Linked DNA regions of Homo sapiens: region 2 is linked to region 1. The links are chromatin loops, found by intact Hi-C in ENCODE. Cell type or tissue: psoas muscle. All regions are shown on one strand.

Evidence for each region. Peaks named below come from ENCODE experiments on the same cell type or tissue, not always from the same donor. Only the 100,000 strongest peaks of a DNase experiment are listed, where the experiment ranks them.
Region 2: a loop joins it to region 1, with 2.6 times the contacts of the local background. A loop is called at or near these places in 2 of 110 quality-filtered maps.

What each region holds. Positions count from the first base shown.
Region 1 is chr5:146,471,977-146,479,976 of GRCh38, reverse strand. It overlaps TCERG1 (transcription elongation regulator 1), which reads right to left. Exons shown (of 23, transcript NM_001382548.1): 10 at 1,324-1,484; 11 at 66-122. Among named protein-coding and RNA genes, the nearest start is that of TCERG1, 29 kb to the right of the region's middle. In psoas muscle, no CTCF peak of the experiment used is centred here; no DNase peak of the experiment used is centred here.
Region 2 is chr5:146,126,249-146,134,248 of GRCh38, reverse strand. It overlaps LARS1 (leucyl-tRNA synthetase 1), which reads left to right. Exons shown (of 32, transcript NM_020117.11): 23 at 1,168-1,351; 24 at 3,140-3,230; 25 at 4,091-4,231; 26 at 5,131-5,271; 27 at 5,467-5,577; 28 at 7,704-7,814. Among named protein-coding and RNA genes, the nearest start is that of PLAC8L1, 25 kb to the right of the region's middle. RefSeq lists enhancers at 921-1,090, 7,969-8,000. In psoas muscle, a CTCF peak has its summit at 3,617 (motif pointing right); no DNase peak of the experiment used is centred here.

The DNA of each region.
Region 1 (8,000 bases):
CACTACCAGAACACTTGCTTTAATAGTATTAAAAAGAAGCTGCAATTTATGGTTAGTTCACTCACTTGCACTCATAGAGAATTGCCACTTTTGGATCGACAGCATTGTCGGAGTTGGGTGCCCTGGCAAAAACATTTCAAATATTGTTACAAAGTCATTTGCATATATTTCACAAACTTTTCTTTTTAAAAATTACTGTTTACATAATATATTCACCTCTTAATATTCATCCCTTTATAAAACATTAAACAAAGCATAATTCTACACTTCCTCTATTTATCCTCCCTTTACATTAAATTTAATTCATTTTGAAATGTTTCTTGCCCAAACCTTAAATTTACAAATATATAAAATAAAGCTTTCTTGATTCAGGATTTACAGTACCTTTTAACAATGCACGTTAATGTATTTATCAAATGAATGAATCAAATATTTAAAAACAAATTCACGAAAAACAAAAGAAAATCACATATTGTTTCAACATCATTCAATACCATAGTTATAAAGTATTATTATCATACCTATAAAACAAGTATTGCTGAAGGTGAGCCTAGTACCTTCAGCACTAGATAGGCAAAGCGGCACTGACTCAGAAATTACTTATAATTCAGCATATATATAATGCATGAAAATGTCTCAATGACTATAAATGATACACACTAGGATTTATTTCATTAGAAGCATTAAATAATTCATTTATCTTGCTTCTATACCACTTGCGGGCCACAGTTCTATAAAAACACAATCATATCAACACAAGGGCAAATTACCAATAAGAAATACACAACAAAAATTACGTACAAATATCTGTACTCAATATATTAGTATGCCCTCTGAATATGAGATAGATTAAAAGATAATCTCTTAGTAAGGTTTAGGTGTCTAGTCTCAGGAATATAAGGAGCTTACCATCTAATTCAAAAGATTGAGATTTTGTATTTTTAAAAAATTTGTAATGTATTATTTCAAGAAATATATTACTAGTCACAAAAGGTGCTAAAAGGCCCACCGAGGAGCATTTTAGTAGTATTGATAAGCACTAAGCAAGCAGCAACACTACCAACCATATCTTGGACTAACTGAAAATCTTGAGTAGGACAATAAATTAAAGACACACATATTTTACAAAGCACAATCTTATCCAAATTCTCTCCATATTTTTAATCTCTATTATTTCATTCAAACTAGGATAGCAGTCTATTTTTTTCGAATGCTTCTTATATTCTTTGAAAAATAAAGGGTTTCTAAATGCCTTCCACATTTTCTATCAAAATATGAAAAGAATGTTAAAATCAGTGGATAAATTCCTAATTTAAAACTTACTTAGTTTCTTCAATTCCTCCATTCCTTTTTTATGAGGGGGCTCCTGAATAATTTTGTCAACATCTGCCCTGCCAATCAGATCATCAGGTCGGTCCCACATAGAAAGACGAGTGGTGGGATTATAAAAGAAGACCCGCTCATCACCAGTCCAAACGACACACCTAAGAATTGATGCAAAATATCATTCTCTTATGTTACAGAACATATTTTACAGCTAGGACTTCTTTCAGCCTGTTACAAGTAGGGAGATGAGGGTACTGAAGAACGACATGTTCTTATTACCAATAGTTATTTACAGAGAACCAAACATGGTTTTTACAAGATAACTGAATGACTCAAGCAAAAATAACAGATCAACATATTAACTGAGAAAACCAAGAAATGCAAAGCAATTTGTGATCAGAGATTAAAATGCTTAGGAATTTGGTTTGGCACACTCAATTTGAGAGTACTAAATTTTAAACTATCAGAAAGAATGAGTTTAATGGCAACAATAATGCTATTAAGCAGTTCTAAAGCTAAAGAACAGACATAGCATCCTAGCTACTATAGTTCTTAATATTTCTTAACAAACCAAAACTACATACTGAAATGCAACCTTCTATGAAGACTTTAAGATCTAATTATATCTAAAATAAAAAGTAAAGGGAAGGCCCAGCACGGTGGCTCAGGCCTGTAATTCTAACACTTTGGGAGGCCAAAGCAGGAGGATCACTTGAGCTCAGGAGTTTGAGACCAGCCTGGGCAACATGGTGAAAGGCCATCTCTACAAAAAATATTAATTAAAAAAATTAGCTGGATGTGATTGCACGAGCTTGTAGACCCAGCTACTCAGGGCTGAGGTGGGAGGATCACCTGAGCCCGGGAGGTCAAGGCTGCAGTAAGTTGTGATCGCACCACTGCACTCCAGCCTGAGCAATAAAGTGAGACCCAGTCTCAAAAAAAAAAAAAAAAAAAAAAAGTAAAGTACCAATTGCACTAGGGCATCATACACTGCAGCCCACTACAAGCACTACAAGCCATTGGTCCTGTTAATTACAGTTAGAAAACTCAAAGGAAAAAAAAAACCACAACTACATTCAGACTCTGTATAGTATAGTCTTAATGAATAAACAGAAAGCAATACGGAGGACAGCCAAAATTTAGAGAAACAACTGCAAGGGAGTAAATCTCCCATTTCACCCACCTCGTAGCTCTGCCCTGAGGGTGATCTCTGGTTGCAGAGTGGCATGGTTGCAGTAGCATGGCAGCTAAAACCCCAACAGAAACTAAGTCTATATGACCTGATCATCAAATTAATCAACAGTTGTCAAGTCCAAGGTAACTTACAAGTTGAAATGATCAGACTAAGCCTCCTATGTTAAGATAGTAAAAAACTTTGAAGCAACAATAACTATACCTCCCTGAGATAAAGAAAAACACACTTAAAATAAATGAAAAGAGTTCAGTAATGAAATATAAACTACAAAAAAAAAACCAAAAGGAAAATTTAGAAATTAAAAATAACTGAAATTAAATTTCACTGGATTGGCTCAAGACAGAATGGAGACGCCAGGAAACAATCAGTGAATTAGAAGATGGATCAGCTGGGCATGGTGGCTCACGCCCGTACTTCTCACACCTGCACTTTGAGATGCTGAGGTGCGAGGATCACTCGAAGCCAGCAGTTTGAAACCTGCCTGGGAAACAAAGTGAGACCCTCCATCTCTACAAAAAATAAAAAATTTTAAATTATCCAGGCGTGATGGCATGCACCTGTAGTCCCACCTACCCAGGAGGCAGGAGGCTGGGGCAGTGAGCTATGATCGTGCCACTGTACTCCAGCCTGGGTGACAGAGCAAGACCCTGTCACAAAAAAATAAAATAAAAAATCAATAATTAACTATCTCATCTGAAGAACAGAGGAGGTGGGGACGGACCCCCAAGTCCGAAAATTAATGAGGACCACGAAGCTCCAAATTGAGGGGGTTTGGAGTTGGTTACTAGCTTTTCATGTACAATACTCAAACAGAGAAACCACAACCCAGGAATATATTCTTGGAATACAGACTGTTTTTATAACTTTGAAACCAAGTAAATATTTTCCATAATTATTTTTTTTAAATGAGCCTGTGTAACAGTCAGTGGAATAATTATATAGAAATTATACAGAAAACAACTATTCCAAGTGCCTTTAAAACACAGTAATTTGATTATACATTCCTAGAGCAACAACAAAAACTATCTTCAGTAATTATATTGTTAGTGATAGTTTTGGTATTGTTACTCAGTGACATGTCTGAGAAAAGCAAATGAGTAATTAGGTCACTATCATTGAGAAACAGTATTTTCAGCAAGAAATGAGATACTGAAGATAGATGATGAGGTTCAATAAAAATCTTCAGGTAGATCTAAATGGCAAGTAATGGTATCAACTCATGCTGTATCTTTGAATGTGTATATCTTCCAGCTGGGTCTGCCAAAGAAGTCTAAAAATAATGACTAATTCAGTTGCAAACTATCCACTTCCCACAAAAGTGCCAAGAGCCCCCTGCAGAAATGGCTCAGTCTAGGTCTGAGACAGGAAATATATACAAGATAAGCCTAGAACATCTTGTCACAGCAGAAAGCAGGGAAGCTACAGAGGATTTTAACAAAAAAAAACCTAAAAAGTTAGCGCAAGAGGCTTCTCCTGACCAAAGATGAGACAATTTTAAACATCAATAAGGATAAAAACTGCAATAGATTAAAAACATAGAAAATATATTTAAACCTATGAATAATACTCAAACCAACTCACTATTCTGAAAACTGCTAAGCCCTTCCCTTCCTATACAATTTGTACCTCTAAGTGACCAATGGTGATAAGGGGAAGTATCTCTCTATAAGCATCCCAGTTAATGAAAAGGGAATAAAAGAAATACATTACCACTACTTTCAACCCTTAACACAGTTATGCCTAGTGTTCCATTATTGGAACGCTAAGCTTGTGGGATTTATATCCTACTGCTCAAGGTCATTGCCAAGGTCTGATTTTTCACAAAAAAAATTTGCAACCTTCAGCATAAATGGGTTAATGATTTAATCGGGTTAATGATTTAATCAATCTTGGCCAGAGTTTTTCAATCTTACACTGCTGACATATTGGGCTAGGTAAGTAATTCTTGTTGGGAGCAGTCCAGTGCATAATAGGATGTTTAGAGCATCCCTAGCATCTATCTGCTAGATGCCACTAACACCCTCCAAGTTTTGACAACCAAAAATTGTCTCCAGGCATTGCCAAACGTCCACTAGGGGCAAAATTACTCCTAGTTGAAAACATCTGATCTACACAATAATAATCATCACTTATGAACTAGGCTTGCCAAAAAGATTAAATCCGAATCTGATCACACTTCTAGACCTGCTTGCCTGTCTGTAGGAAATTCAGGAATGGAGGATCCTATTAGACAGTACCATGGGGACAAATCCAGACTTGGGAACACTATAGGAAAAACATTTATTTCTTCAATAACAAAAACAAGGAAAAGAAGTCAGAAGGGAACCTATAGATTACAAGACTTCAGAAACAAGCCAAATCATTGCAATGTGTGGATTGTATATAGATTAAATAAGTTGGAGCAGGAACAGGAAATGAAGCACAGATGTGGCAAAAGGAAGAAAAGGGAAAAACAAGATAAGAGAAAAAAAGAAGTAGACAGGCGTACCTCGGATATTGTGGGTTCAGCTCCAGACCAACAAAATACAGCAAATATTGCAATAAAGTAAATCTCAAAATTTTTGTATCCCACCATATACAAAAGTTATATTTACATCATGCTGTAGTCTATTTAGTGTGCAACATTATGTCCAAAAGAACCAATGTACATACTATAATTTAAAAATACTTTATTGCTAAAAAAATGCTATCATCTGAGCTTTCAGGGCATCATAATGTTTTTGCTGGTGGAGGGTCTTGCCTCAATCTCTTGATGGCTGAACACTCATGAGGCTGGTGGTTGCTGATGACTGGGGTAGCTGTGGCAATTTCTTAAAATAAGACAAATATGAAGTTTTCTATATCAATTGACTCCCCCTTTCGCAAAAGATTTCTCTGTAGCATGCAATGCTGTTTGATAGCATTTTACCTACAGTACAGCTTCCTTAAAGTTTGGCATCAATCAAAATGGAAGCCCTGCTGCTGCTTTATCCACCAAGTTTATGTAATATTCTAAATCCCTTATTATTTCAACAATGTTCATGGCATCTTCACCAGTAGATTCTATCTGAAGAATTCACTTTCTTTGCTCATACATAAGAAGCAACTCCTGACCCATTACAGTTTTCTCATAAAATTGCAGCAATTCTGGCTCATCTTCAGGCTCATTTCTAATACTAGTTCTCTTGCTATTTCCATCACATCTGCAGTGACTTCCTTCACTGAAGTCTTCAGTTCCTCAAAATCATCCATGAGAGTTGGTATCAACTTCCTCCAAACTCCTGTTAATGTTAATATCTGGACCTCCTCCCATGAATCACCAGTGTTCTTAATGGCATCTACAATGGTGAATTGTTTACAGAAGGTGTTCTATTGACTTTGCCCAGATCCACCAGAGGAATCACAATCTACGGCAGCTATAGCCTGATGAAATCACAATCTATGGCAGCTATAGCCAGATCCACCAGAGGAATCACAATCTATGGCAGCTATAGCCTTATTACTTTCAGTAATAAGACTTGAAAGTCAAAATGACTCCTTGATCCATGGGCTGCAGACTGGATGTTGTTAGCGGCATGAAAACACCATTCATCTCCTTGTACATTTCCATCACAGCTCTTGGGTGAAGAGGTGCTTTGTCAATGAACAGCAATATTTTGAGGAAAAAAACAAACTTCTTTCTGAGCAGTAAGTCTCAACAGTGGGCTTAACTCAGTAAACCATGCTATCAACAGATATGCTGTTATCCAGGCTCTGCTGTTCCATTTATAAAGCACAAGCAGAGTAGATTTAACGTCATTCTCAAGGGCCCTAGGATTTTCAAAATGGTAAATGAGCAGTGGCTTCAACTTAAAGTCACCAGAGAGATGGTGAGAGTCAGCCCATCCTTTGAAGCCAAGCGGTGACTTCTCTCTAGCTATCAAAGTCCTGGGATGGCATGTTCTCCCAATAGAAGGCTGTTTCGTCTACACTGAAAATCTCTTGTTTAGTGTAATTGCCCTCATCGATAACCTTAACTTGATCTTCTGGATAACTTGCTACAGCTTCTACATCAGCACGTGCTGCTTCCTCTTGCACTTATGTTATGGAGATGGCTTCTTACTTAAATCTCATGTACCAACCTCTACTAGCTTCCAACTCTTCTTCTGCAGCTTTCTCACCACTCTCAGCCTTCACAGAACTGAGGGCAGGTAGGGCATCTCTTGTGGATTAGGTTTTGGCTTAATGAAATGTTGTAGCTGGTTTGATCATCTATCCAGACCACTCAAACTTTCTCCATTATCAGGAATAAGGTTCTTATCATTCTTATGTTCACATGAATAGCACTTTTCATTTCCTTCTTTTGCATTCACAACTTGGCTATTTAGCCCAAAAGGCCTAGCTTTCAGCCTATCTCGGCTTTTGACATGCCTTCCTTACTAAGCTTAATCATGTTTAGTTTTTGACTTAAAGTGAGAGGTATGTAGCTGGGCATGGTGGCTCATGCCTGTAATCCCAGCACTTTGGGAGGCCAAGGTGGGCGGATCACGAGGTCAGGAGATCGAGACCATCCTGGCTAATACGGTGAAACCCCATCTCTACTAAAAATGCAAAAAATTAGCCAGGCGTGGTGGCGTGTAACTATAATCCCAGCTATTTGGGAAGCTGAGACAGAAGAATCGCTTGAACCCAGGAGGCGGAAGTTGCAGTGAACCAAGATCGCACCACTGCACTCCAGCCTGGGCGACAGAGCAAGACTCCGTCTCAAAACACACACACACACACACACACACACAAAGTGAGAGGTATGTGACTCTTCCTTTCACTTGAACACTTTGAGGGCATTATAGGGCTACTAATTGGCCTAATTTCAATATTGTTGTGTCTCAGGGAAAATGGACACCCGAGGAGAGGAAGAGAGATGGGGAACAGCCGGTCGGTGGAACAGTTAGATCACACACGTTTATCAATTAGGTTCACCATCTTACATGGGTGTGGTTTGTGGCACCCCAAAACAATTACAACAGTAACATAAAAGATCACTGATCGCAGATCACTGTAACAGATATAAAAATAATGAAAAAGTTTGAAATATCCCAAGAATTACCAAAATGTAACACCGAAACACAAAATGAGCACATGCTGTTGAAAAAATGAAACCAAGAGGCATGTTAGATACAGGGTTGCCACAAAACTTTCAATTTTTAAAAACACAGTATCTATGAAGCACAAGATAGTGGAGCACTATAAAATGAGGTATGCCATACTTAGATTGAAAGACATAATTTTACACAATTCTATAAATGTAATCGCATAGTGAGTAAACATGCAAAAACAAATTTAAAATATTTTAAACAAAAAGTAGATTCAGGATCTCACAGTGGTCATGTCTATAATTATGAAGAATACACATTAATGGAGAGTAGTACTAGGAAGACACTTGTAGTAATTGAACTTCAGTTTTGAATAACTCAAATACAACAAAGGCCAAAATATTCAGTAGATAAAAACATATTTGACA
Region 2 (8,000 bases), 350 kb after region 1:
AGAAAATGCTAGAATGAGCCCTATGGGGTCAGATTGGATTTGGTGATAAAAGTATGAGCTCATGATTTTTATTTTGTGTATAGATATGTAGATATAAAACTAAACAGCTGGGTGTGGTGGCTCACACTTGTAATCCCAGCACTTTGGGAGGCTGAGGTGGGCAGTTTACCTGAGATCGGGAGTTTCAGACCAGCCTGACCAACATGGAGAAACCCTGTCTCTATTAAAAGTACAAAATTAGCCGGGCGTGGTGGCGCATGCCTGTAATCCCAGCTACTCAGGAGGCTGAGGCAGTAGAATTGCTTGAATCCAAGAGGCGGAGGTTGCACTGAGCCGAGATCGCGCCATTGCATTCTATCTTGGGCAACAAGAGCGAAACTCCATCTCAAACAAACAAACAAAAAACATAGATATGTGTATGTATGGGTTAGTATACAAATATGAACTGTTAAGTGGAAAAGGCAAAGTGCAGAACCTGAATGCTTTGATTGGACACCAAAGCTAAAGACGGAAATAACTACATAATGAGTTCCCTCTTTTTTTTTTTTTTTTTTTTGCAACCCTATAGTGTTCCATTGTAGGGATATCCTACAGTTTAATTGATGGACATTTAGGTTCTTTTTTTCAATATTTTAGAATGGAAGATTTTGGTAGTACTGAGAGATGAGAATTGAAAAAGTAAAGTTTTATTAGTGATAAACTTGTAAGAACCTAGTTTCAAAACTGAGAAAAATTCATATGCATTTGTACACATAAGGCACCAGTGTGTATTCTCATGTATTAAAATGTATTTTGCTACCTCTAAATGAGGCTGAAATGTTGATAAGAAAACCACAATGAAAGGTGTGTCTTTATCCCCACTTTATCATTTTCTATCTCTGCCTCATTAAAGATCACTTTATCTCATTAACTCAACATGCCTGAGAAGAAACACATATTGGTGCTTAGTGGATGCAAATCAATATGGATGGTTCGAATATTTTAACATCACGGTTAGGGATGCTACTTTTTGGTGATTTTAATTTTTGTTGTTGATCCAGGACAGTCCTTTAAAGCATTTGTTAATTTATATATGGGCTTTGCAAGGTATCCAACTGGACACATAGGACACAGTTGATACTCAGTAACCATATTTTTAATGCATTGAATTTTTTTTTCTTCTTCCAGGAATGCGTTTGGCTCTGGCTGATGCTGGTGACACTGTAGAAGATGCCAACTTTGTGGAAGCCATGGCAGATGCAGGTATTCTCCGTCTGTACACCTGGGTAGAGTGGGTGAAAGAAATGGTTGCCAACTGGGACAGCCTAAGAAGTGGTCCTGCCAGCACTTTCAATGATAGAGTTTTTGCCAGGTAATCTGTAGATCCCAATCATTTTGTGTTTTAGAGTTACTTAGTCCTGGTGCATTTTTGTTTTCTTTTTCTTTTCTTTTCTTTTTTTTTTTTAATAAAATAAACTAATGATAATAATAGCTAGTGTTCATTGAAGGCTTACTTGTGCCGGGTACTATGCTAAGTATTTTGTGTCCATTATCTGACTTTAACCTCAAAGCAACCTTATTTAATACAGATATTATTAGCTCTATTTTATAAATAAAGAAACTGAAGCTTAGAACAATTAAGTATTTCCTTAAATGCCTTAAAGCTAGTAGTTGCAAACTTGGGATATGAACTTGCTTCTGTCTGTCTTGAAAGTCTGTTCTCATAACCATTTTACCATGTTGTCTTGTTTTCGAGTAGGGCAAAATGGTTAAAGGAAAAGTAGATTAAAAGAAAAGGATAAATATCTTTGGAGTCATCCTACGCACTGGTATTATAAAGATGAATGAGACCTGATCCTTATTGTCTAGCAAGAGAGACAAACACCCAGTTTCTAAGCACAATAATAGAGACAAGGAGAATTCAGAGATGTCATGTGACTTCTGGGTTTCTTTTTTTTTTTTCCTGAGACAGAGTCTCGCACTGTCACTCAGGCTGGAGTGCAATGGCACAATCTCAGCTCACTGCAGCCTCTGCCAGGTTCAAGCTATTCTTCTGCCCCAGCCTCCCTACTAGCTGGGATTACAGGTGCCTGCCACCACGTCTGGCCAATTTTTTGTATTTTTAGTAGAGATGGGGTTTCACTGTGTTGGCCAGGCTGGTCTCGAACTCATGACCTTGTGATCCACCTGCCTCAGTCTCCCAAAGTGCTGGGATTACAGGCGTGAGCCACCACGCCCGGCCAAATTCTGGGTTTCTTGAAAAATAAACAATGTTTTCAGGGAGAGGAGAAAGTGTGGATAAGCCATGGAAAGGGTCTGATATTTATTTGAAGTACATTATCTTGTGGGCAGAGGTAGGAAATGAAACAGGTTGGGGCCAGATTAGGCCAAATTAAGAAGAACCTGGATTGGTATGAGAAAATTTTTTTCTGATATCCAGTATTAGTTATTGTAAATGCAATAATTAAAACCTGGCTATGGCCAGGCACTGTGGCTCACGCCTGTAAACCAGGCACTTTGAAAGGCTGAGGTGGGAGGATTGCTTGAGCCCAGGAGTTTGAGACCAGCCAGGGCAACAAAGTGAGATCCTGTCTCTACAAAAAAAAAAAAAATTAGCTGGGTGTGGTGGCTTGCGCCTGTAGTCCTAGTACTTGGGAGGCTGAGGTGAGAAGATTCTTTGAGCCTAGGAGTTTGAGGCTGCAGTGAGTTGTGATCATACCACTGCATTCTAGCCTAGGTGACAGAGACCCTGTCTCAAAAAAAAAAAAAAAAAAAAAAAAAAACTTGGCTACAACCTTAGTTAGGCTATTTTCATGTTGCATTTTGGGCTTTATAAGAATAAAGTGTCCATCAGGAAATTTCTGAAGAAGCATCATTTATTGTCATAAACAGGAGCCCTAAGCAGTGTCAGATGACAGTACTTAAGGATGGATAGACAATAGAGAGATTGCAGTAATTTGTTTTAAGGAACGCAAAGATGGTGTTGTGTTGAGCAGTTTTAAATGTTCTGGGCATTGTTCTCATTTTACTGCTTAAATGAGCAGTATTTCAAATTTGTATATTAAAAAGCAGTATTTTAAATTTGTGTATGCAGCAGTTTTTTATAGCTATGTATAAGTGCCTTTAAACTCAATAACCTTTTTTTCCCCGTATTCAATAGTGAATTGAATGCAGGAATTATAAAAACAGATCAAAACTATGAAAAGATGATGTTTAAAGAAGCTTTGAAAACAGGGTTTTTTGAGTTTCAGGTAGGCTGTTGATTCTTTTGGTAGCTATAAAACATGTCAATGTGAACATTATGTATTTTCCCCCTTTTTTCTTCCTGCTATAGCACAATTACTCGCCTAAAGTGTAGACTGAAAATCCTGCCAGAAAAATTTTAAATTCTTCAATAAATTGTGATTTTAAGTTATTATCTTTGGTATTTTTTCTATTGTGTCCATTTAATTTAATAATTCTGCTCCTAGTTAAGCTATGAGCATTAATATAAAGGAGATTAAATCTAAAATTCAGCTATACTTTCCAGGAAAACATTTCAAAATTGATAAAAACAAAGGCAAAATTGTAATTAATTGCCATTAATTTGAGAGCAAGCGTTTTCTGAGGTTTTCCACAAGGTGTCAGTATTTCCTCAAGTTTGGCATTTAAAGTGCTTAAAGTAAAAATGTAGCTTTACGCAATGAGCTGTGTAAAATATCACATTGAGTTTTATATAACTTGGTTTTCAGAGTTGTGGTTAAATAAGGATAAATGGCTGGGCATAGCAATGTGTTGTATTTATAGTCTTTTTTTATATTTAATATCCTATATGCTGCTAAGAGCAGTCACCCTTAATATACAGTTAAAGTTGTTCAACTTTTATGTCTCAGTTACAAACTGTCTGTAAAAAAATTCTTTTTTTGAGAATTATTAGTATAAAACTGCCATATACTTTGGACAAAGATAAATACTTGCAGATTCTTAAAGTAAAACCTTTACAGTAATTTGTTATGGATTTTTAAAAGACTAGAAACTTAAAAATGTGTTAAAACCAAGATACTGCAATTTTTCCCTTTATTTTTATTTTAAAGAAGGTGAGGGAAATGGTAAATAATTTCAAATTTTATAGGCCGCAAAAGATAAGTACCGTGAATTGGCTGTGGAAGGGATGCACAGAGAACTTGTGTTCCGGTTTATTGAAGTTCAGACACTTCTCCTCGCTCCATTCTGTCCACATTTGTGTGAGCACATCTGGACACTCCTGGGAAAGGTACCTTCATGCATTTAAAATGTTTCGAGTGGTTTTGATTTTGGCTTCATTAAATAAGTGTTGTGCTAATATTGTTACTTAAGAGAGAAAGTCTGAAAGTGAGTAATTCAAGAGTAATGCTGGATTCAGCATCATAATTATGACGGGTTAAACCAGAGCTATCTCCTATTCAGATGGATATATGTGCCCTTATTTATATACACAACAGTGCATACATATTTTTAAAAGGTGAAAATATTGAGAAAGATATAAACAATTGTTATGAGCTGCTTAAAAACAAAGATATAGGTGTATATTTGTGTATATTTGTGTAAGTATTCTTGTTTTATATAAAACTTCTGGCATATATAGGACTTAATATTCAGGGATAGTAGCATTCTTACTATGAATATAAATTCAGTTATTTCTCCCAGGCTTACAGATAAATAGATTGGCTGGTTTAATAACTCCTTTCCAGCCATATTAGCTAGGCTCTTTTGTATTTTTAAATGCATGAACAATACAGAAATGTGCTCATGATCTATATACCAAATAACCGTACTTGAATACTGGATGTATTAGCAGGATAAAAACTGAGTGTATGCATAATTTATATAATAATGATTAAATTTAGGCAAATTAGCATTACATAATTTTCTTTGAAAGTGAGCATATGTGTGTGGGTATTAATATGCTTGTACAAATGGATGCTAATTAAGAATGTAGAGTCAGACTTCACAGCTTGAATTCTAGGGAACATTAGATCAGGGGCTGTGCAAGTGTGTTATGTGTAGTCAAGTTTGAACTCTGAGCACACAATTACAGATGGTATCCTTGGTATGAAACTATAATCAAGAACCGTAAAATAGTTATATTGTCTAATCTCACTGAAGGTTTTTTTGTTTTTCTTTTTTTAAAAGCCTGACTCAATTATGAATGCTTCATGGCCTGTGGCAGGTCCTGTTAATGAAGTTTTAATACACTCCTCACAGTATCTTATGGAAGTAACACATGACCTTAGACTACGACTCAAGAACTATATGATGCCAGCTAAAGGGAAGGTAAAGTTTTTTTGTTTTTTTTTTTAAAGGATTATTCCTTAAAAGTTATTGATCAGATAACATTTAACAATAATGAAAGTTAAAAAGATTTTCATTAATGGTGAAGACCGTGGTGGTGTATGTTGGGGGAGGGTTCTTCTCATTTTTGGTTTATATAAAAGCTATTGAATGTTTTTCCTTTCTTTTACCGTCTAGAAGACTGACAAACAACCCCTGCAGAAGCCCTCACATTGCACCATCTATGTGGCAAAGAACTATCCACCTTGGCAACATACCACCCTGTCTGTTCTACGTAAACACTTTGAGGTGATGCTCTCAGTAGACTTTTCCCCCCTGATGGTGTTGTATGCTCCCTATGTTGTTTTTGTTTTTAGGATGTTGGCAATGTCTGGGAGAAGAAAGATAGGCAGCTTTGTTTCATTCCCTCTAGGCAGACAGCATCCTTTTGTTATTCTTGGTGGCTCTTAAATGGATGCTGAGGGAAAAGCTGCTGTTTTCCTCTCATTTCTGAAAAATTTATACAAAAATACATTGGATCTAGTTGAATGTAATCAAAAGAATTGGGGGTTTTCATATGTGTAGTTGAAATGATGAAATAAAAGGACAGAGTTTGCCTTTGGAATTTGTTGTAACTTGAGCAGTGGGAGTCATTCATTAAATTTATTCATTCATTATATTCATTCATTAAATTATTTCAAATCGTAACCTTGTTTATTGTTTGGAAAAAAGTGAAGCTTTGTTCTTGAGTACTTTAAATGTTGTTTGGTTTGATAATTACCTATAGAAATGTAGAGCTTGAAGACATTTTTGGCTGTGCCAGGTAATGATAAATCCACTTAAAGGGAACTCAATAACTTAGATCTAAGTTTTCCTGAAAGAAAAAAATGTATTTTTCCTCTGCATTCAAAATGTAGAAACAAAGTATGTTTATGAACTTTGGCTTTTTTGCTTAGGTTATTAAAACAGTTATTGCTAGATGCAGACCACTAAGGTGCACTTTAAAAAGAGAGACAAAATACGGATTGTGGTCAAAATGTAAAGAAGAAACGTAAAGGAAAAATTCTTAGCTTTGATATTCTAGACCATTATTGGAATTTTGCCTCAACACTTTTCATAGTTAATTAAGAAATGCTAAGAAAAGCTGCTTTTACATATGTAAAATTTGATAGAGAAGAGCAAATGTTTTTGTATTTCTTGTGAGTCTATTTTTGTGGAGAACTATTTCCACCTTTGAGTATATATGATAGAAATAGAAGGTGGCCTTTAGAATCTGCTTGCAGATTTTGAATTAAGGTAAATAAAAGATAAAAGCTACTTTGGTTGGCACAAAAGTGAAACTACCTCAGTGGATTATATATTCATACCAGCAATTTCAAGGAAGCAGTGGAAGAACCCAAATATAATATGTAATGTCTTAGGTATTAAAAAATGCATCACCTCTGTTCTTTTTGAAGTTGTTTTTTTACTTACTATTCATTTGCTAGATAATTGAAAACAGTGGTATCTTTTGGCATTAGCAGCTGTCTTTTAGATTTTTGTATGTTTTCATCCACAGGAATGAAAAGAATGTTCATTTATAATCACGAAGAGTGTTCTTATGTTGAATGTGGCACCATTTTGGTGACATAAGGCAAAGGAGTGTTTCCCACCCTTTTTCTTTTTCGTGTGTTTCAGAGGAATATATTAACAAGTAGAATATTTTTTTCCCATGTACTTTAGTAAAAGTTAGAATTGAAAATAGATTATTTGAAATTGTATTATATGTTCCTTTTCATTTAGATTCATTCCCAACCCTTCTTTTACAATAAAGAGAAAACAAGTTGCCCAAAACTTTGAAAAGACCAGTTGCTTTATTTCTCACTCTATTGAGGGGACCGTTAATATTTGTAGAAAGAAATGAATTTAGATTCATTTAAAGCACACTTGGATTGTACTCATCAGTGATATATGATATGGACATTTATTTTTGAGTAGATAGAAATGATTCTGTTTTTAACAGGTCAGTAGCTAGGGATTCTTTTCACAATTGTGGTAACAGTTTCTTCCAAGTGTCCAAAAGCAGACATTATATAAACTTGTATGATAGTTGTGTAATTTTTTATTTTAATATGACTAATAAAATGCTTTTAGAAATTTGAAAACAAGTTTTTATGAGACCATTTAGTTTCTGAACAGGAGAAATATTCAACACAAATCACTTCTTTTTCTCTTCTAAACTAAAAAGTATGTGTTGTTAATTTATAGAGAATAGGAGAGTTCCTTCTGCATTGTTCATTGAGCTTTCACTTCCCCGTGATGCTAGGGCTGGACACTTTTCTGCTGTTCTCTAAGGATTGATAGAGGCCACCATTCTATGCCTGGTCACATCTACTGTTCTGCCTTATTCTTGAGACTTTTTTTTCTACATTACTCTCCCTCCTTCCTTTTCTTAGGCCAATAACGGAAAACTGCCTGACAACAAAGTCATTGCTAGTGAACTAGGCAGTATGCCAGAACTGAAGAAATACATGAAGAAAGTCATGCCATTTGTTGCCATGATTAAGGTAAGCTGTGGACCTTATGCAGCTGTGACCACATGAGCAATGGTTAGATGGGACAATAGAAGGATGGGGAAAAGCCTTGGACATAGTCTCCTGCCAGAAATCTGCTAAAATAGCACTTTTCAATCAATGACTGAGAGAAATGATCTATCAGATTTTGGGTTTACTTGTGGAATTGCTGAGTATGTG